2 separate regions of the Homo sapiens genome follow, and region 1 is linked to region 2. Evidence: chromatin loops called from intact Hi-C (ENCODE). Cell type or tissue: HepG2. All regions are shown on one strand. Links, peaks and the distances in the headings refer to the core of each region. The heading gives the core; the rest is flanking DNA.

Evidence for each region. A loop is a pair of places that touch in the nucleus more often than their neighbours do. Peaks named below come from ENCODE experiments on the same cell type or tissue, not always from the same donor. Only the 100,000 strongest peaks of a DNase experiment are listed, where the experiment ranks them.
Region 1: it touches region 2 in a loop (2.8-fold over the local background); 2 of 110 quality-filtered maps call a loop at or near these places.

The regions. Positions count from the first base shown.
Region 1 is chr2:105,817,443-105,828,059 of GRCh38, forward strand. The region is part of intron 2 of NCK2 (NCK adaptor protein 2); the gene reads left to right. Among named protein-coding and RNA genes, the nearest start is that of NCK2, 78 kb to the left of the region's middle. RefSeq lists an enhancer at 4,848-4,897. In HepG2, for the core only: no CTCF peak of the experiment used is centred there; a DNase peak (open chromatin) is centred at 5,809.
Region 2 is chr2:105,914,154-105,924,770 of GRCh38, forward strand. No RefSeq gene overlaps it. Among named protein-coding and RNA genes, the nearest start is that of ECRG4, 150 kb to the right of the region's middle. RefSeq lists an enhancer at 922-1,171. In HepG2, for the core only: a CTCF peak has its summit at 5,913 (motif pointing right); DNase peaks (open chromatin) are centred at 5,228 and 5,898.

The DNA.
Region 1 (10,617 bases), core at 1,615-9,614, 97 kb before region 2:
CGGTGTTCTCTTTCTGGCTGGGCAGTAAGAAGTGCTTTATGAGAAGACACATTTTCACCTCCAGAGCTTTGTCTCAGAATGAACTGCAAGAATAACACTAGCTTTCCTTAAAAACTTTTAATTTGCTCAAAAAAATTTACAAGAAAAAAAACAACCCCATCAACAAGTGGGCAAAGGATATGAACAGACACTGCTCAAAAGAAGACATTTATGCAGCCAAAAGGCACATGAAAAAATGCTCATCATCACTGGCCATCAGAGAAATGCAAATCAAAACCACAATGAGATACCATCTCACACCAGTTAGAATGGTGATCATTAAAAAGTCAGGAAACAACAGGTGCTGGAGAGGATGTGGAGAAATAGGAACACTTTTGCACTGTTGGTGGGACTGTAAACTAGTTCAACCATTGTGGAAGACAGTGTGGCGATTCCTCAGGGATCTAGAACTAGAAATACCATTTGACCCAGCCATCCCATTACTGGGTATATACCCAAAGGAATATAAATCATGCTGCTATAAAGACACATGCACACGTATGTTTATTGCAGCACTACTCATAATAGCAAAGACTTGGAACCAACCCAAATGTCCAACAATGATGGACTGATTAAGAAAATGTGGCACATATACACCATGAAATACTATGCAGCCATAAAAAGTGATGAGTTCATGTCCTTTGTAGGGACATGGATGAAGCTGGAAACCATCATTCTCAGCAAACTATCGCAAGGACAAAAAACCAAACACTGCATGTTCTAACTCATAGGTGGGAATTGAACAATGAGAACACTTGGACACAGGAAGGGGAACACCACACACTGGGGCCTGTTTTGGGGTGGGGGGAGGGGGGAGGGATAGCATTAGGAGATATACCTAATGTAAATGACGAGTTAACGGGTGCAGCACACCAACATGGCACATGTATACATATATAACAAACCTGCACGTTTTGCACATGTACCCTAGAACTTAAAAGTGTAATAAAAATATATATATATAAAAAGATTTTATTCCTTATACTGTAAGATTTTTCCTGTACATCTTACTATCAGCTTATAAGAAATATATATTTCCAACATGGTATATTTAACAGAACAAAATAGAAAAGATTGTTAAATCAAGTATGAAAGCAAACCAAATTTTAATCAAAGCATAACCTAAATTAGTTTTGGTGTCCAACTTTTAGGTGATATGTCTTCTGGTTGTATGAAGAGCAAATGAGAATATTACAGTGGACATTTGTATAAAAAAACTTTAATTTGCTTCTATTATTTGCAGATTGTTTTAAAGTAATCTTGAAACTATCATGTTGGACTATGGAATCTTTTGGTGTGGTGGTTTCTGGAAATTTTCTCCTTTAATATTAAAAGTTAGAATTTCCTCTTACTTGGTCTGCTACTACTACAAACACATCTTGTGAATATGTTCTTTCTCTTCGACCACCTTAAAAGAAAAATCTCTTGGAACCTTTTCAATTTCAGTTATGCCCCTTTGATGTGTGGTATTTAGAACAGCATAAGATTAATATGCAATAAGGATAGGATTAAGTGTCTTAGTGTTCTCGTCGTGTTACGCTTTATGTTATCTTTTGGAGAAAATGCCATATTGTCCCGTTGATTTAGGGTGTTGTGTGTTGTGATTTCCAGAGCTAGCTCCTGGTCGGCAGTCGGGGGTTGGCACTCACACTGCATACCTGACTTCACCCCAGCCATTGTTGGCTCTTCTAGCTTTGGGTCCCCTCATGCATTCATAGGGCATTCCCAGGTCTCTCTTCCAGACCTTGTGCAAGACAGACACCATCGGGGTGTTCCTGTTCCAAACCTAGGAGGTTTATCTTACATAAGAAAACTTCTCAAACCCATGGTAACTCCGTTTTCTTTAAAAAAAAAAAAAAAAAAGTCATTGGGGTAGAACTTTTTAAAACAGTCATTTGCAAATGCAGTCATGTATCAATCCACTTGTCAGATTTCAAGGGAATGGAGTATAAGCTAGAAATGACAGATCTTCTGATTGGATCATCAGAACTCATTAATAATTTATTAGCATCAGAGTCTGTCACTACTTCTTTAGAAAGGTCTTGATCGTCAGTGACATTAGCAGACCTGAAGCTGTTGTTGGTGCTGGTTGAGAAGGTGGTGAGGCAGGGGAGTGTGGCATGCTCACCCAGCAGCTCAGTCTGCAGGAGCTCCCAACACACGGGTGCCACGTAGACAAGACGGTACATGGAGACCATGAGAGCTGGCTGGCTTACAAAAATATCTACCCATGTAATTTTAAAGGATTACTTTTATTTCATAAGTTTATAAGTTCCACACAAAACCTTGATTCACCTATTAAAATTTACTTTTGTGGTTTAGAAAAATGTTCATTTGGAAAATCGTGAGATGTAGCCATTCATATAATAAACATCTATTGTGAACACCCCACCTGTATTTTGGGCTATTTTTCTTGCAGTGACTGTTGTAGCAGTTAAAAAAAAAATAGATAAAATATAGTCCCAGCCACCTTTCCCCATGCCCTTTCAGGATGGGACCCTGACAGTTTGGGACTGTGCTAACTGCTGTAGTGGAGGTTCTTACAGCCAGTCCCTAATACTTGAGGCAGGGATCAACTGACCCTTTAGGGGACAGTATGGAAAAGCCAGGAGATGTTACGTTGGGAATAAGTTTTAAAGAATGAGGAGACGTGTACAGAGGTATAATGTGTTTCCTTGGAACAGGGCAGGCTGATTGGACCAGCTGGGCCATGGTTCCTGGAGACTGCAGGTCATTCAGACAATACTGGCTTGGGGACCAGGCATTTGCCATTTGGTCGGTGGTCCTTGAAGTGCCAACAGGGAAAGCAACAGCTCGGTCAGCCATACACTTCGGCATGTCAGAAAGAAGTGAAATAAATGCTGGCCTGGTAGAACAGTAAGCGGGATGTCAGCCTTGGATGCATTTCCCAGTTATTGGACACTCAAGGTTTGCGTGCCTGGGGCTGGGCTGAGAGCAGCTTGAGGAGGATGGCGGTGTCTGAGGGCTTGAGTAACGTCTCAGCCCATTTCCACGTGGTGCATTTCCCTACCCTGTTTTCTGGTCTCCCCATTGAAGTTAAGGAACAAAGTCTTGGGACCCTGCGGCTCTGACCCTGCCTTCTTTGGGGGAGCGGAGACCATAGGAAGAGCCAGAAGGCCACCAGAGTTGTCATTTTGGCAAACGCATAATCTGCACTTAATTCTTCCCGTGTGTACTTGAAAAGTGACTGTAATTGATTGTTGGAGGCTGGCCATTACTAGGGACGGAAGATGCAAAGGGCCTTGTCTGCTATGCTGCAGATTCGTTTGACTTTTGAAAAGCTTTTGGAGGCTTTTTCATGACAGACATGTCCTAATGGACAGAAGGATGGTGTAGTGGGATAGGAAGGACAGTGGCTTAGATGACACAACTCAAGTTTGAGTAAACAGGACGGGATTTCACAAACCGAGTCAGTTGGTGATGTGCATGTCCAGCGTGTAAATGTCAGCAGTGAGCCTACACACATCTTTTCCATTTTGTGATAGAAGCAGCAGCAGCTGTGTTTAACTGAGCAGTGAGCATGAGAAGATGAAACATTGAGCCTGTCACTCTTACATCCATAAAAACGCTATCCAGTAATATTTATTTAACTACTAAAGTTTACTACTTCATATTATCCTCAATTTATTTCAGAACAATTTTTCCTAGGGTGTGTACACTTGGAAAAGTCATCTGGAATTTACTACTCACTTTTATCATATCCTGGTTGTTTGGTATTTTGGAGATTGCTGGTAGCTGACTTTGCCCCCAACAGGTTATTTAGAAAGATTTTTTACACGCAAAGCCCAGTGCTCAGTCATTAAGATTTTAGGGCTAAAGCTTCTGTTGAGGGTGTAGCTCTGGAGGTCTCATGATACCTGGAAGTAACTTGTGGAGTTTCCGCCCAAATAAATGGGCCCATCTCAGCCTCCTTCTGCCGCACTCTGGACCCCTGGGTGATCTGGGGGAACAGTCTCTGCAGTTTGGACTGATTGTTTCTTCTGTACAGTGTACCGAATATAAAGAGATGGCCACAGCCTTTAATGCTGCGGATAAATCTGTGGTAATTGGTTAAATAATTGCCCAGTAAGTATTGACAGCTGCTGGGAAAACATTGCCACATTGATTCCACAGTGCCCCGGTGGTGCAGTCAGTGGAAGCAGCTGTAATCTATGGGGTCATCGTTGGCAGGTGCCCGGCACAGGGCTTGTCACTGCTTGTATATTATCTCTAGTCGCAAATGCAGATGTTATTGCCCCCATTTAATAGATGGGGACACAAAGCCTCAGGAGAGGTTAAGGAGACTGTCCACAGCTGTGCATGCTCAACTGTGTGACTCTGGAGAGTCCCCTTAACCTCTCCTGTGGCTTTGTGTCCCCATCTATTAACAGCAGCCCGGGAAGCAGAAGGTCTGTTGCTTACCAGCCCACGTTCCTTCTGCTTCCCGGGCTGCTGTCTCTGACACATGATGGTGGTGACATGGTAACGACCCATTCTCCAAGTGCTTACCTTAAACTGAAATGTGAGGCTCTGGGAGATTAAATGACTTGGCCGGGGCTCCTAGGTGGCAGAGCAGGCTGGGAGCTCCCATTTCCTGACCCAAAAAAGCCTTTCTTTCTTACTGTACCAGGAATTTCGTGAGATTTATTTTTTTCTCCCCTAGAAAAATCTCCTGCAACTAAGTGCAGTTTGGAGAGTTCTTTGGAAACGTAAGGGTGTGTGAAGGAAGACTTTGGGAGGTTTGAGAAGGGGGCACCAGCTGGGAACCTGAATCCCCCGAGGGCCTCTGCTGCTCCTGAAGCACCAGGATCAGCTTAACAGCTCCTGTGGCTTCCAGCTCCACCCATGGAGGCCCAGGATGGTGCTCAGAGTCGCCTTGTGTTGGGGATCCCCAGCTTAACATCAGACCTGCCAAAAGAGAAGTTCTCTGTACAGGCCAGGGGACTTTGTATTTAACAGCCACTTCCTGTGTGCTGAGGCCATCTCTAAGGTCCCTGACGCTTCCCACAGCGCCCCTGTTCAGGGCGAAACATCATAAAATTGTGATTTAACGTTCTTGCATAGTCAATAACATAATTATTTTCTCTTAGTTGTGGTGGTGATCAAGGTTATGCCAAGCATTTTTTCTTTTCTGTCATAGCTGATACACCCTAGCAGTGTGGCTTCCTAGAAAGCTGAAGAAACAAAAACAAAAAAGCCAATTCTGTACCCCTCGACCTTCTTTTCCTTAGATAGAAACTGAATACATAACATTCCATTCATTTTTCAGTGATTCTCTGAATTGTACCTTAGAATTTACAAAGGAATTTTCGTGAATTCTCTTTAATGCCAGGTGATATGGATAGTCCTCCCCTGAATTGTATAGCAGAAAATGAGCCCAGAGAGGTTACTTTCCTTGCCTAGTACGGCCCAGCGTTGGATGGTGACCTGTGTCTCACACCTGAATGTTGGATTCCAGATACTCTGTCCTTGTCCTTAAGAGGCCCTGGGCCGGCCGTGTGGCGGATGTGTATGTAAGAGAACAGCATTAAATAAACAGGCCACACAGAGCTTGAAATGAGCGCATTGCTGCAGTTGAGGTTCTCAAACTAGGAAAAGCAGAGAGAAATTTTTCTTGACTTCCTCCAGAAAAACAAAAAGTCCTCTCATGCTGTGTGTGTGTGTGTGTGTGTGTGTGTGTGTGTGTGTGTGTCACAATGGAGGGGGTGTTGTAGGGCTTTTAGTAAACTGGACCTTGAACAGGTAATTACAAACAAGCCCCAGTAGGAGAATACTTTCTGGGATTACCACTGGGATGTACAGAACTGAAGGGAACACGTGGAACTGCAGAAGTGTCATTCAAGTTGGGCGTGTCTGGTGGAGGGTGTGGGAGGGGAGTGTGTCCCAGTGCCCTTGTGCTCCCCATTCCCGTGCTGCAGGTGCCTCACTGGACACACCAAAAGCATTTTGAGTTTGAGATTTCTGCCTATCAGAATCAATTTTCCGGTTGACTTTTATTATAACTAACGTTGAAATGGTTTCTTTAGAAATGTTCCTGGCTCCAGGATGTCAAAATGGTTATAAAACATGATGAATAAATCAGATCATAAGAGGTCACAGTTTATGGGGAATGAATTCTGGGACCATGTTAACAAAGAGTATATTAACAAGATGCCAGTTTTGGATGGAAACGAATAACCCTTAGTGCTTGTTGGGGCAGAAGGTACCCAGGCCTTCCTGTAAGGTCCGTGGCCATGGAGGCAGGCCTTGTATCTCCCTGGAAAGTAAAATATGCCTTCTCAGCTTCTCAGAGTCACACCTGACCAACAGTCACACTGACAAGTTAATTGGTGAGATTTGAGCTTGATTGCTGCCTGCAAGCAGTAAGGATGATCCTAATTATGAATCTGCTCTGGCTGTTTCGTGATCAAACGCCTTGTTCCGTGACCTTCCCGTGTGAAGGTCTACCCAGGTCACAGTGTGAACAACCCATGGTCCGGAGCAGTCCCTGGCCGGCGTGAACTCCAAGTCAGGAGTCTGCAGTGGTGACGTCCCTCTTGAGTGTCCTCAGGTAGGCTCTCCCTTACAGGGATGTGGCCAGGGACAGGGAGAGGCTCTAGAGTTGACGTTTTTAGTAGTTTTTCTAAATTGTTTATCTTTTTTGCCAACATTCCATTTTGGGTTTTGCTTGTGATTGTTACCTTATTTCACATGTGTGAGTGCCCCCTCCCTTTATTGACCACATAGCAGAATGCCCCGTCCGTAAATGTCACGTTTCCATAGAGTACTGCTTTCCACTTGGGCCCCTGACGGTGCTCACAGGGAATGAGTGGGAAATGCAGCAGATCTGACAGTGAGAGCCCAGTCACTCCTCAGTCAGACTTGTTTTATTTAGTGCCTTCCGGAATATGCCACTTATGATCTTACCCAGAGGTTATGTTGAAGATTTTGTTGTGTTCACAAAGACCAACGTCAGAAGTACTTGGGAAAGGCAGGGATCCCAGGAGCCAGAGACAGGACTGTCTTCCCTGCCTGGAGTCTGGGTCTGGTACAGGCCTTTCTTGTGGGAGAAGCTAAATGTAACCGTATCTTCCAACCTGAGAGCTCATTTAGTAACGTTTTTGTAATACATTGGTCATTTTCCCAGTCGTTAAGTACCACGTCTCGGCGGCGTGTGCTTAGAACAGAGGTCTCTGGAGGAATCACTGGGGCGTGCTCATGTGTGGGTGTTGTGCTTTCATGGCTGGGTTTTAACTTCCGGCCTTGGTTCCTTTGGCAGTGACATGGAGGGAGAGGGTAGATGAAGTTGGGTGTGTGAACTTGGAATTCTAAGGACAGTCCTGCACAGGCAGGACAGTAACACAGACCTGGTTGCCATGCCCCACAGAATTCAGTGGGAAAACATGCTCAGCATTTGTGGGACACCAGTGTCACCCTCTCCACCACTGCAGTAAGATCAGGAGCCCATCTCCCACCTGAGTCTCAATTCCAGGAAAGAGCATCAGGGATTCCCCCAAGCTGCAGGCAAGTGATGCTGCCCACATTTGTTGGCTGAGTGGGGCCAGGTATGGAGGGAGATGAGTGGGCACTCGAGGTGCTTGGGGACGGAGTGGAGGTAGACATGGCCTGGCTCCTGCCTCCTCCTCTCCCTCCAGGCTTTGGAGCTCTGTGAGTCCATGCCTACCAGCTGTAATGTAATGGGGATCATCTGGGATGCTTGGGGGTGACTTAGGATGCTCAGGGTCCACTCCCCACTAATCTCGAGTGGGCAGACAGGACCTGGGCATCTGTGCTGTTAACGCTGATCTTCCCTAAAGGGGCCTTCTACTCTAAGGGCTTTCATTTGCGAGTTTTCATGTATTCACACCTGAGATAATTCATCATAAATTCAAAAATCCCATTCCGTTACTAGTGTTTAGTTCTGATCTTTGATCCTTACAGCGAGCTGACCCTCAGTGGAGACTTGTCTTATGCTCAGAAATTTAACAAAATATAATGGAGAAGTAGGAAGCAGCACTGGGCACTGCAGCGCTTTGGAACATAGCAGATATGGGAACGCTAATAATTTCTTCCCACACCTGGTGTTTTCCACTTTGGAGATTCTGGCTTGGGGGATGGTGGGTTCCTGAAAAAGGGTCAGCAGAGAAATCACATAGCAATGTCCATGTTATCACATAGCAGAGAATGATAATTTCTCTTGTTTTATTAGAGATTTTTTACGGAGCCCTTATTTTTGCCCAGCAGGGCTATTATCTGGGTCACCAGCAAGGCACAGAGGGATGGGAAATGTTTGTAACTTTACAGAAGGCAGTAAATATACACTCTGCTCTGTCAGTTACAGTATAACCCAAAAACCTTTGTAAGGAGTTTTGTTACATAACCAGACCCTCTAGTCCTCAGGACTGGAGTTCCTTATGCAGTCATAGTGTCCTGGTGATCCGTCAGGTTTGGAGTTCCTGGCTCCATTAGATCTTGATGGAGATTCTGATTAACCAAAGTGATTGCATTACATCCTTTATAACTCTAGAGCAGATTGCTAGGATGGTCTACATCCCTTAGAAGGCTGATACTGTGTATTAGTCTGTTTTCCTACTGCAATAAAGAACTATGCGAGACTGGGTTATTTATACAGGAAAGAGATTTAATTTACTCACAGTTCAGCATAACTGGGAGGCCTCAGGAAACTTAATCATGGCAGAAGATGAAGGGGAAGCAAGGCACCTTCTTCACAGGGTGGCAAGAAGAAGTTCTGAGCAAAGCGGGAAGAGCGGCTTATAAAACCATCAGATCTCCTGAGAACTCAGTATCACCAAGACAGCATGGGGGAAACCGCCCCCATGACTCAATTACCTCCACTGGTCTGTCCATTAACACATGGGGATTATAGGGATTACAATTCAATTCAAGATAAGATTTGGGTGGGGACACAAAGCCTAACCCCACCACCCTTCGAGGACCAATTCTCTCTGCTCAGGTAGTTTGCTTGTAGTGTGGATGATATGTTAGTTGGGAGGCCTGTGATTGTGACTATCTCAGGAATGGAAAACTTAAAGAGACTTATATATAGATTACCTGATTGGTTATGTTTTTTAATGCAAAAATGTAACTAATAAAGCAAGAATTTCTTATTCCCAAATTAGAGCCAAATTCCCAATGGATTGCATGGTAAAGGGCTCTGGATTTGGGTTCTAGGCCCCCTGGATTTGGGTCATTACTGAGTTATCCTCACAGTATCCTTCTCTCTCAATTCCAAGTTCTGGCCAAGTAAGTATCCTTTCCTCTGAGCAGCTTCCCTAGCTCCTCTGCCTTATCCTGGCACATTTTAGAGACATTTTATATATGTGTATATATATATATGTATGTGTGTGTATATATATGTTGAAAATAAAAGGATGGAAAAAGATAGACCATGCAAATACTAATCAAAAGAAAGCAGAAATTGTTATATTAATATCAGATAAAGAACTTTTAAAAGTAGAGAGTTACCAGGGACATAAAAGAGTGTTCATCAAGAAGACATAGCATTCTTTTTTATTTTTTATTTTTTATTTTTTTTTGAGATGGAGTCTTGCTCTGTTGCCCAGGCTGGAGTGCAGTGGCACGATCTCGGCTCACTGCAAGCTCTGCCTCCCACGTTCACACCATTCTCCTGCCTCAGCCTCCTGAGTAGCTGGGACTACAGGTGCCTACCACCACGCCCGGCTAATTTTTGGTATTTTTAGTAGAGACGGGGTTTCACCATGTTAGCCAGGATGGTCTCGATCTCCTGACCTCGTGATCTACCCGCCTTGGCCTCCCAAAGTGCTGGGTTTACAGGCGTGAGCCACCGCGCCTGGCTGACATAGCATTCTTAAGTATGCATGCACCAAACAACAGAGCTGTGAAATAAGAAGTAAAAACTGCTAGAACTACAAGGAGAAACAGACATACCCATGATTATACTTGAAGATCTCCATACTCTTCTCAACAGTTGATAGAACAACCACACAGAAAGTACACAGAAAGTCAGCAGGGCTATAGGAACACTCACCACCATCAATTAATATTATCTAATTGACATTTATAACACTCCACCCAAAAGTAGCAGGATACACATTCTTTTTAGGCACCCACAGAGCATTTGCCATGTTAGGGCATGTCCTGGGCCAAAAAACAAACAGTAACAAATTTCAAAGCATTGAAATCATACAGAGTGTCTTCTATCTTTTAATAGAATTTCTTCTTTTTGCTTTAAAATGAGTCTCAAATGGTCACACATATTGTATGATTCCATTTATATAACATTCTCAAAATGACAAAATTACAGAGATAGAGAGCAGGTTAGTGTTTACAAGGGGTTGGTGATGGTTGTCAGAAAGGGAGGTGGGTGTGACTGTACAAGGGATAATGTCAGAGAGATTTCTGTGATGATGAAATAGTCTTGATTGGCATGGTGGTTATAGGAGTTTACACACATGATGAAATGACAGAACCATATATACTCATTATACTAATGTCAGTTTCCTGGTTTCGATATTTTACTGCAGTTATGTAGAATGTAGCCATTAGGAGGAACAAGGTGAAGAGCACAAGGGACCACTCTGCACACCCTTTGGAATT
Region 2 (10,617 bases), core at 1,641-9,640:
ATAGAAATGACTGCCATTAATTTCAGCCATTGTTTTGGATGGTCTGTTATGCAGCAGTGGATAACCAGAGCACCAGGTACACACCGCCTCCCTGCTCATTTCCCTGGTTATAAGAACCTTCATGGAGGTAGGTAACCCAGCTCTGTCCACCTCAACGGCCTTATCTCGCCAACCCTCCAGTCATAAGGTTTTATTTTCAGACACCTGATCTTGCCACACTCTCCCTTCTGCCTGGAAAGTTGATCTTTCTGTCTCCAATTACCACTCTTTTCTACCTAACTCCCATTTGTCTTCAAGACTCAGTTCAGGAATCTCCCACCTGAGAGACTGGATCCACTCCTCATTTTGAGCTGCATACTCCTCCCATGTGTGATCCCCCATAGATCTGTGCACATTTTCATTGTAGCATTTACCACACCATGCTGTAATGTATGTGTTCCTCCCATAGATGATGAGCTTCTTGTGTGAAGGACATGTCCTATTTGTGTATGTAACCCCAGAGAGGAGCACAGCACCTGTCATAATGTACATGGTCAGTAAATATTTAATGAATAACTACTTCCAGACATAGGGTCTGATGCCATGAAGCCCTACTGTAGCTGGAAGAAGACGTGATACTGTCTGCCTGAGATAGGTCCCAAGCAGGTTTCTGCGGCCCATCTTCTTTGGTGGTTTATATCTGCTTTTACTCAGTCAAGTTCTTTCCTGCCTGTCATCAGAGCTACATTTCTTGCTTTCTAGCTCCTGCATTCAAGATGAGTCCAGGCCATATTGTCAGCACAGTCTTGATTTTAGAACCCCAGCCCCAGCAGTGTCTACTACTTAGTCTAGTTTATCCACAGGTGCCCAAGGCACTGTGTGTGGAACACAGGGTGGTGGCTTGTGGGTGCTTCTGACTCCAGACTGACAAGTTACCTAGATTCTACCTGTCACTTGAGGTAGGCTGTGGTAAACAAAAGTAGCATTCAACAAGCAGGTGACCAAACGACCAATGATTATCAAAACCTAAAGAAAACAGTCTAAAAATAGAAGAACTGACAACTGAGGAAACAGAGCTAATTCAAGAAACACTCACTTGAAAATGAATGCAACTAGTATTTTCAGATTTGAGAGAATGCTGATTCACAAAATGGAAGAAGCATAGCAGATGGAGTGGCTGCTGGCATCTGGAAATGTTCTTGACCTTAACAATGCAGAAGAGAAACTACAGATGAAAAGTTAGTCAGTGAAAAGGGGAAGACTGCTGAAGAAAAGCCCAAGAGAGCCTTTCCGTAGTTGATAAACAGTGGCTAAAAGTCTAAGTAAGTTGCCTAGAGTTAGCAAGGTAACCTATAGAGAAAGAAAAGAGTGATGTGAGAAACTGAAAGGGTGGGAAAGGGGAGGTGAAATGTGGTGTAAATAAATGAAATCCTCACCCATCTTAGCAGAAATCTCATGTCCAAAACAGATAGATCTAGAAATAGGCCAGTTAATTAAAGACATAGAAGCACCTATAAACTAAGGTTGGGAGATAAGGAAGATGAGAGTGTTTTTCCCCTTCAAATGTATTTGAATCTTCTGAGTCTTCTCACAATAAAAATGGCTTACCTGTGTAATAAGAACAAATAAATGTATAATGAAATACAAGTACATTTGCATTATGCATACATGTTGCTACTATAAACCAAAAAGTACCTGAGACAGGTCTCAAACAATTTAAAAGTTTATTTTGCCGAGGATAAGGACATGCCCAGGAAAAAGGAACACAAAGCCACAGGAACAGTCTGTGGTCCATGTCTTTTTCCAAAGATGATTTTGGGGGCTTCAATATTTAAAGGGGGAAAGTGGGCTGGAGGGGAGAGAGGGAGGGTATGGTCACGTTATTGAATCCATGGGTTGCAAGAGAAAAGGGGCCAGGTAAGGTGGCTCATGCCTGTAATCCCAGCACTTTAAGAAGCCTAGGCGGGTGGATTGCTTGAGGTCAGGAGTTCAAGACCAGCCTGGCCAACATGGTGAAACCCTGTCTCTACTGAAAATACAAAAATTGGCCAGGCATGGTGGTGGGTGCCTGTTATCCCAGCTACTCTGGAGGCTGAGGCAAGAGAATCACTTGACCCTGGGAGGTGGAGTTTGCAATGAGCCGAGATTGTGCCATTGCACTCCAGCCTGAGTGACAGAGCGAGACTCCGTCTCAAAAAAAGAAAAGGAAAAAAGAGAAAAGGAGCAGGTAGGGGAATAGTCAATTAGATATTCCTCTCATGCTCAGTAAATTGGCACTTTATGTAAGGATAAGATGAACATAGAGTAGCTACCTGGGAAGCTACTTTTTATCTGTAGCTATCTGCTTAGGAACAAAAGGAAAGGTCTTGCATTACTCCACTTTCAGCTTAGTTTTTTCCTTTTGGCATCGTTAATTGGGATCCCAAGATTTTATTTTCCTTCGACACTGCCCATGTAAATTCAAGTATGCAGGCAGAGAGAGCTGGGGAAGGAAGGAGAATGAGAGAAATGACATTGAAATCCTGTAGTGGAGGTGACTCCACTGCTCCTCTGCTGCGGGCATGGAATTTGCCTCCAGGTGAGTGTGAGGGAGGAAATGGAAGCCCACTCTTCTCTTACTGGGTCTCAGATGTTTGCCACACCGGGTGGGATCTTGATGCTTAGAGATAAGAGTTTTAGTAAAACATGGTGTCCTAAACACAGCCTTTAGGGCGCTAATAGCACTCATGGTCCTCAATATCCAGATGTTGAGTGAGTGGAGACCTCAGTGATCTGACATTGGCTTCTCACAGCAGAAGCACTTTAGATTTGTGCCTAGGTAGTATTTTAAATTCCTCTACCTAGATTAACTGTGAGTGACTGTGTTTACCAGTGCTCTCTGCAGCTGGCTTCATTAGGGGCAAGCAGAGAATGATTGATTCTCCCACGGCTCCTTTAAACTCTTTCCTTCTTTCCTGCCTGTGCATGAAATCTTGAGCAAGTCTCCCAATGTTTTTGGCCCCTTCAAGCACAAAACCAGTCTTGTTTCAATAATTGAAAATTCCCATACAACAGGATTCCAAAATCTTGTCCAGCTGAAAGTGACCCCATCTTAGGCCTGTGCTGGCTGGAAACCTGCGACAGCATGGCAGCTCCTTCCCTGCTCCTCACCTGCCTCCCCACCTCCCTCTCACTGCAATGGGCTGGAAAGGGGCAGAAAGGCGCAGTGTGTGGAGGAAATGCCTTTCCTGACTGGTTCTTTTGTAATGAGGATGTGGATAGATGTGCAATTGCTGGCTGTTCCTCCCACAAAGCACATTGGCCAATGCTTGGAATCCCCCTGCTGCGACATGTGGATCACGTCTGTCCTCTGTGTGGCTCTGTCTGACTCTTCCCATGGCCTGTGAGCTTCTGCTGGAGGCTTCCTCTGTCCCAGACAGTCCTCCTTGGTGGGATCCCCCTTATGATGACCCCAGGCCAGGTCCTCTCTGCAGGGTCCCTGACTGCTCTCCAGAACGCATCACCCTCCATGCAAGTGCACGTGCACTGTTCTCAACCCAGCTGGGAACCCACTATTTCCAACCTAGCCTGTTTTCTTCATTCTGCTCCTACCGAAGAGCTGCTGTAGCCCTTAGGCTTAGTAGGTGGGAAACAAAAGTTTCTCTTCATCCCAAACTCTAGGCAACAGGATATCCAGCTCTCATGAAGTCCAAATCACTTGTCTTGAGGGAAGGGGAAGTACTTCCTCTCTGTGGGGTATGGGCAACCCACACATACTCCCCACCGCCAATCTCTTCCACCAGAACCTGCTCTGAGGCCTTGCTGGGTGACACTGGCAGGACTGGCTCCATAGTCTCCATGCACTCTGCTTTAGGGCACAGCACCCATCGTTCTGCCTTGAGAGATGAGCCCACCACGTTGTCCTCAGCCCTGGGGGCTCCTGCCAAAAGTGAAAGATACAGAGTCCCAGTTTACATCCTGTTACACCCTGAGAGTTTCCCCCGGAGTTTAGTCCTCAAATAAATCCACTAGTAGTGGAGCCTCCTTATTTAAGATACTTAGGTTCAGACTTGTCTGTGAAAGTGTAATTGGAGGTGAGGCAGAAATGGGTTTGTATGAGGGCTCCTGACAGAACGAGAAGGAAGGAGTGGGGGTGGGGGAGGAGAAAAGGAAAAGGAGAGCATCATATCTGCCTGAGAACGGTCCCCACCCTCACACCATGGGTTCCCATCTGAGCTCACTGGGGGACGCACATGCTGAAGAAAATGGCATCCCTATACACACAACGGGGCCGGAGTAGTGGGCACAGGCAAGAAAGGCCTCCCTGGAAGAATGCAAGGGATCCACACAGATGCACCCAATGTCTCTGGAAATGACTGGGCAAGACTTTGAGTGAAACTGGAGACCTGGCATTAATGAATGGGATAAAGCTAGAAAAACCAGAGTTATCCTTGATAATGTCACAACATGGAGTCCACAGGCTGGACAAACCTGGGACCATGGAAGCTATACTTTTAAGATCTTAATACAACGTTCAGTTAAAAAACCCTTCTGCTACCTATTTCCTTTAGAATACAAGATGCTAAGACCTGGAAAGCACCCCTTGCAACATCCATGTTTGACACTTTGGACAAAAGGGTTGGCTGTGCAATTCTTAGGACCCTCATCTCTGTCTGGACATTAGTGCCTCGCTATGGCCTGTGCCAAAACATGCGGTAGCGATAGCACACCCGTAGTAGATTAACATAAGTCATAGCCGTTCAGAAATTTCACCTCCTGCAAAAATGCGTTTAAGCTTTTCTTCAGGGAAGGCTGAGCTGTTGGCCCCAGAAGACTCTCAGCTGACCTAAACAACCCTTCTTTTTTATTTTCAAACAGTCTTAAATAGGTTTCTGCATGTGATGACAACAGACAAAAAGATAAATACAGTACATTGAAATTATTCATCTGGTTAAATATTATTGCAATATCTTGAGACTTTGCTAACTTCTCCTGGAGTTCAGATTCTCAGAGTCCTTTGTGTGAACCTCCACTTAAAATGCACAGCAATTGTGCACCTATTTGATAAACTTCCTCCTGTCACTTTCCGACACACACTGGCCATCAGTGCAAGCCAGTGGCTGAGACCGGCTCTTCTTATGCTGTGCTGTCAGCCACAGCCACTCTGACCATAACCCTGGGCCTCCTTTCTGCAGAATAGATTTGCACAAAGACCTCTCTCATAGCTGTTTCTCTCTGTCCCTAGAGGTCCCTGGGCTACGTCCTTGGGTTGGAACCCAAGCCAAAGCTAAGTGCAATGACACAATTGAGCTATTGTGTGAGCTGTAAGTAGAGGGAGGATGGCAGGGGCCCAGGGCTGACTCACCAGGCACACCTGCCTGGTCTGGCCTTCAGGGATCCCAGAGGGTAGAGACTGGGCCTCCTCATTCCAGGCCTTCCACCCCCAAGGGGTTGGGGACATCTCTTCTGCCTCCTCCTACTGTCCCCTGCTGCATTTCTCCTGGCCTTGTCTTCTCTCTACCTATGCAAAGGCCCAGAGGCCAGGCCCTAGACACAGTAGCCCCAAGCCACACCAGTTCTTCAGCAGCTGTGAGTGGAGCAGGAGCCCACACCCTACCTGGAGTCTGAGGTTGGGGATAAACTGGCTGCTGGCCAGACACTGTGTAACAGGGATGAGCTCCTTTCAGCCATTCATGAAACCTTCAGCCACAGCATTTCTAGCCAGATTAAGAGGCTGGGCAGCTGGGCAGCAGCCTGGGGGTATTAAGTGGAGCCCAAGAATGCTGCTCACAGAACTAGGTCCCCTGAAGTGATCCCTGGAGGAACCAGAAGTTTGAAAGGGTTGAGACCAGGAGCAAATGCAATAACACAGATGATGTCCAAGAGGGGAAATTATGCAGAGGAGGGATGGGTGCTGGCTGGGGACCTGAGATGGAGTAAGGTACCAGGCCCTACCACCAGGAGGCAGGCTTTTGGGGGAAAGTTCCAGAAGCAACTTGCAAGAAGATGGGAACCAGGCCAGAAAGTACATTCTTGGGGATCTCAGAGCAGATTTGAACTTAGTTTGCAGGCATGGCTGGTGCAGCTCTCTGCAGACTCAAACTATACAACATGAGTCACACATAGCTACTGAGCATTTGAAATGTGACATGTTCAAATAAAGATATGCTTAAGTGTAAAACCTATACCAAATTGTTAATAAAATTAAAAATGTAAAATATCTCATTAACAAGTTTTTATATTGATTACATGTTGAAATGATATTATATTGGATATATTGGATGAAAACATTTTTATTAAAATTAATTTCAACCTCTTCCATTTCACTTTTTCCAGTGGGTCTATCAGAAAATTTAGAGTGACATAATTGAGTCAGATTATAATTCTATGGGATAGTGCTGGTCTGGGCTGTTCACTTGCCTGAATTCCCAGGTTCCCCCAGCAGGGTACCTCCATATCTTTGTAACGCTGTGCAATACTCTTCTTAGAATATAGTGTATCTGCAAAAAGAACTAGGTGCTATCAGACAAGAACAGCTAGAAAACAAAAAAGATCTGTTGGATATTAAAAACAAGATGAGTCTATTAATAGATTTATTAGAATAATTGGGCATAATTTTAAGGTCATCTTCTATAATGGAGAGAAAAGATAACAAAATGATAGGAGATGCACTAAAAATCAAACCATTAGGAATTCCCATCCCCCAAAACAGGGAAGAAAATGGTGGAAAGAAAATTATCAAAAGTCCTGGGAGATAGAGGAAGGGCACACAAGGGAAGGGCCAAAAGTGAAATCCTCGTCTGTTATCATGGAAAGTCAATTAAAACCTGAGAAAGGTCAGTCTAATTGTATCCTTAGGGCATTTGGTCTGGAAGTGACTACAAGTGCTGAAAGTGGTGGTCTCTAAAGAAAGGGAAAGTGTTGGCATTACGAATTGGCGAGAAAGAGGCAGACTACTTAGCCTAGAGTGGGTGATCCCTAACCCTGTTTTTTCTTTGTTTTTGGTTCTTGTTTTGTTTTGTTTTTTGAGACAGGGTCTTGCTCTGTCACCCAAGCTGGGGTGCAGTGGTGTGATCATGGCTCACTGCAGCCTCTACCTCCTGGACTCAAGTGATCCTCCCACCTCAGCCTCCCAAGTAGCTGGGACTACAGGCAGTTTGCCACCACTCATGGCTAATTTTTGTAGTTTTTGTAGAGACAGGGTCTCACTCTATTGCCCAGGCTGGTCTCAAACTCCTGGGTGCAAGCAATCCACCTGCTTTGGCCTCCCAAAGTGCTGGTATGTGCCTGAGCCACAGCATCTGGCTTTCTTTCTTTTAAAGACAGTTTTGGATTGTGAAATATACCTACAAAGTAGTAAAAAATTAAATGCACAGTTTGACATATAACTCAAACACCCACATAATGGCCACCCAGGTCAACAAATAGAGCATTATTAAGTTTCCAGAGCCCCTTGCCCATAAATTTCTTCCCCACCCAAGAACCATCCTTCCCTCCAGATGTAACCACTATTCTGACTTTAAAATAATCATACTCTAAACAGACAACCTACAAAATGGGAGAAAATATTCACAAACTATGCATCCAAGAAAGGTCTAATATCCAGAATCTATAAGGAACTTAAACAATTTGACAAGCAAAAAACAAATTTAAAAAGTGGGCAACAGACATGAACAGACACTTCTCAAAAGAAAATGTACAAGCAGCCAACAAACATGAAAAAAGTCTCAACATCACTAATCATCAGAGAAATGCAAATCAAAACCACCATTACTGGTGTATAACCCAAAGGAAAACAAATTGTTCTACCAGAAAGACATATACATGCGTATGTTCATTGCAGCACTATTCACAATAACGAGGACATGGAATCAATCTAGGTGCCCATCAATGGTGGATTGCATAAAGAAAATGTGTTACATATACATCATGTATGACATGGTCTGTGTCCCCAACCAAATCTTATCTTGAATTGTAATCTGAATTGTGTGTTGAAGGAGGGACCTCATGGGAGGTGATTAGATCTTGGCAGTGGGGGTTCCTGCATGCTTTTCTCATGATAGTGAGTGAGTTCTCACAAGATATGATAGTTTTTTAAGGACTTTTCCCCCTTTTGCTCTGCACTTCTCCTTCCTGCCGCTCTGTGAGGAAGGACATATTTTCTTCCCCTTCCACCACGATTGTAAGTTTCCTGAGGCCTCCCCAGCCATGTGGAATAGTGAGTCAATTAAACATCTTTCCTTTGTAAATTACCCAGTCTTGGCCTGTTCTTTATAGCAGCATGAGAATGGATTAGTACAATGGAATACTATGCAACCATAAAAAAGAGTGAAGGCATGTCATTTGCAGCAACAAAGATGTAGCTAGAGGCCATTATTCTAAGCAAATTAATTTAGGAACAGCAAACCAAATACTGTATGTTCTCAGTTATAAAGTGGGAGCTAAACTTTGGGTACACATGGACATAAAGATGGGAACAATAGATACTGAGAACTACTAGAGGCAAGAGAGAAAAAAGGACGCAAGGGCTGAAAAACTACCAATGGGGTACTGCGCTCACTACATGGGTGTCAGCATCATTTGTACTCAAAACCGCAGTGTCACACAATAACCCCATGTAAAAAACCTGCACATGTATTCCCTGAATCGAAAATAAAAGTCGAAATTATTTTTAAAAATAAAATACTGCTCTTGACTCTAATAGATTTATCACCTGTGTATGCAGTGTAGTTCAGCTGAGTCTATTTTTAAATAATATATAAATGGAACCATACTGTGTTATTTTGCATATGTTTCTTTCCCTCCACATTCTATTAATAAAAACCCTCTGGGTTTGTGCCTGTCTGTGTGTATGTGTGTGTGTGTATGTGTCTCTCTGTGTGTGTCTACATCATTTTTGTAACTGAATAGTAAATCTATTGTGTTAACATATAAAAATGCATTTATTCTCTCTACTTTTGATGACTCTCTCCTGATTACTGGAAATGAATAGTGTATCTAAAGCTTAGTGTGCTTCCCCAAAAAGTTGCCTGGCAAAAAAAAAAAAAAAAAAAAGAAAGAAAGGAAAGAAAAAAAAAAGAAAGAAAACTGAAGACAGAACAAAACTTTGAAAAGTAGGGAACATTTTGCCAATTTTATTTCAGGGAATTCACTTTAGTTCAGACAGTAAAAGTGACCTCGTAAGTGAATTTTTTTCCCATACCCCAAGCTTGTATAGACTGGTGGTTCTGGCTTAGCAGGCATCAGAAGCCCCTCAAAAGAGTATTAAATAAAGAATGCTGGAGGCCACCCCCACAGTTTCTGACTCAGGAGGTCTGGGTGGAGACCTAAAAATTTCATTTCTAATAGAAATCAAACTTTGCAAACTACTGCTGTAGACAATTCCTGTGCAGAAACTGAGAGGCATCCTAAAGAGGAAACATCAAATAAGAAACAACAGCATGCTCATTTTTGTGTCAGAAAAGTATTTTAAAGACTCCTAACCTGAAAGCTCATTGGCATCAGAATAGTGTTCTTGTCTGTATGAAAATGAACTTTCAGGCTGGGCGTGGTGACTCATGCCTGTAATCCCAGCACTTTGGAAGGCCGAAGCAGGTGGATCACCTGAGGTCAGAAGTTCGAGACCAGACTGGCCAATATGGTGAAACCCTGTCTCTACTAAAAACACAAAAATTAGCCAGGCATGGTGGCTGGGGCCTGTAATCCCAGCTACTTGGGAGGCTGAAGCAGGAGAATTGCTTGAACCTGGGAGGCAGAGGTTGCAGTGAGCTGAGATCGCACCATTGTACTCCAGCCTGGGTGAAAAGAGTGAAACTCCATCTAAAAAAAAAAAAAAAAAAAAAAAAAAAAGAACTTTCAGTAGAGCTAAATCAGATTTGACTGAGGCAACTAGATGGCCTATTGCACTCAGTTTCTCAATCTATGACCATATTGTCTCAAAAGATAATACATGGTAATAAAAAAATTAGTTCATTCACTCTTGAGATTTCAGTGTTATTTCCCTAACTCAGTGTATTATAGGAAAAGTCATTAATGAGGATCCTTATTTTAAAATTTGATTTGAGAGATTTTAGCAAGATGTATTTGCAATCTCCTTACTAAGCTCATTAATTCTAATAGCTTTTCTGCAGACTCCATCAGATTTTCTCCATAGAGAATCATGAGGTCTGGGAATAAAGAGGAGATGGTGCTACCAGAACCTGGGAGCTGGGCTCACCCGGCAGAAACTAAAGTCCATGCGGACTCCAGGAGATGGAAACAAAAGGAACAGCTGCCGCTGCTGCTGGAGATGCTGCCCAAGGCTCTCCTCAGCCTCCCACTAGACCCTCCCAGTGGCCAGGAGCCGCTGCCTGGGGCGTGGGAAACAGCCTGCAGAGCCTGCCACAGGACGGGAGCCCACAAAGGGCAAAGTGGAGAAGGGAAGCAAAGAGGCCAAGAACCAGCATGGATATTAAGACATCAGGGCTGTAAGGGAGCAATTGCAAAGACTGGGAAGGGCCACTGGTGGAGTGGAAGGGAGGCCAGCTGAAGGCAGATGAAGGAAACCTTTCAGGGATGCAGGGCGAGCCACAGTGAGGCTGAGCAGTGACCACTGAATTCAGCAACACGCAGGTTGGTGGTGAGCGGAGGGGAAACCTGATTGGAATCTGCTAAGGAGAC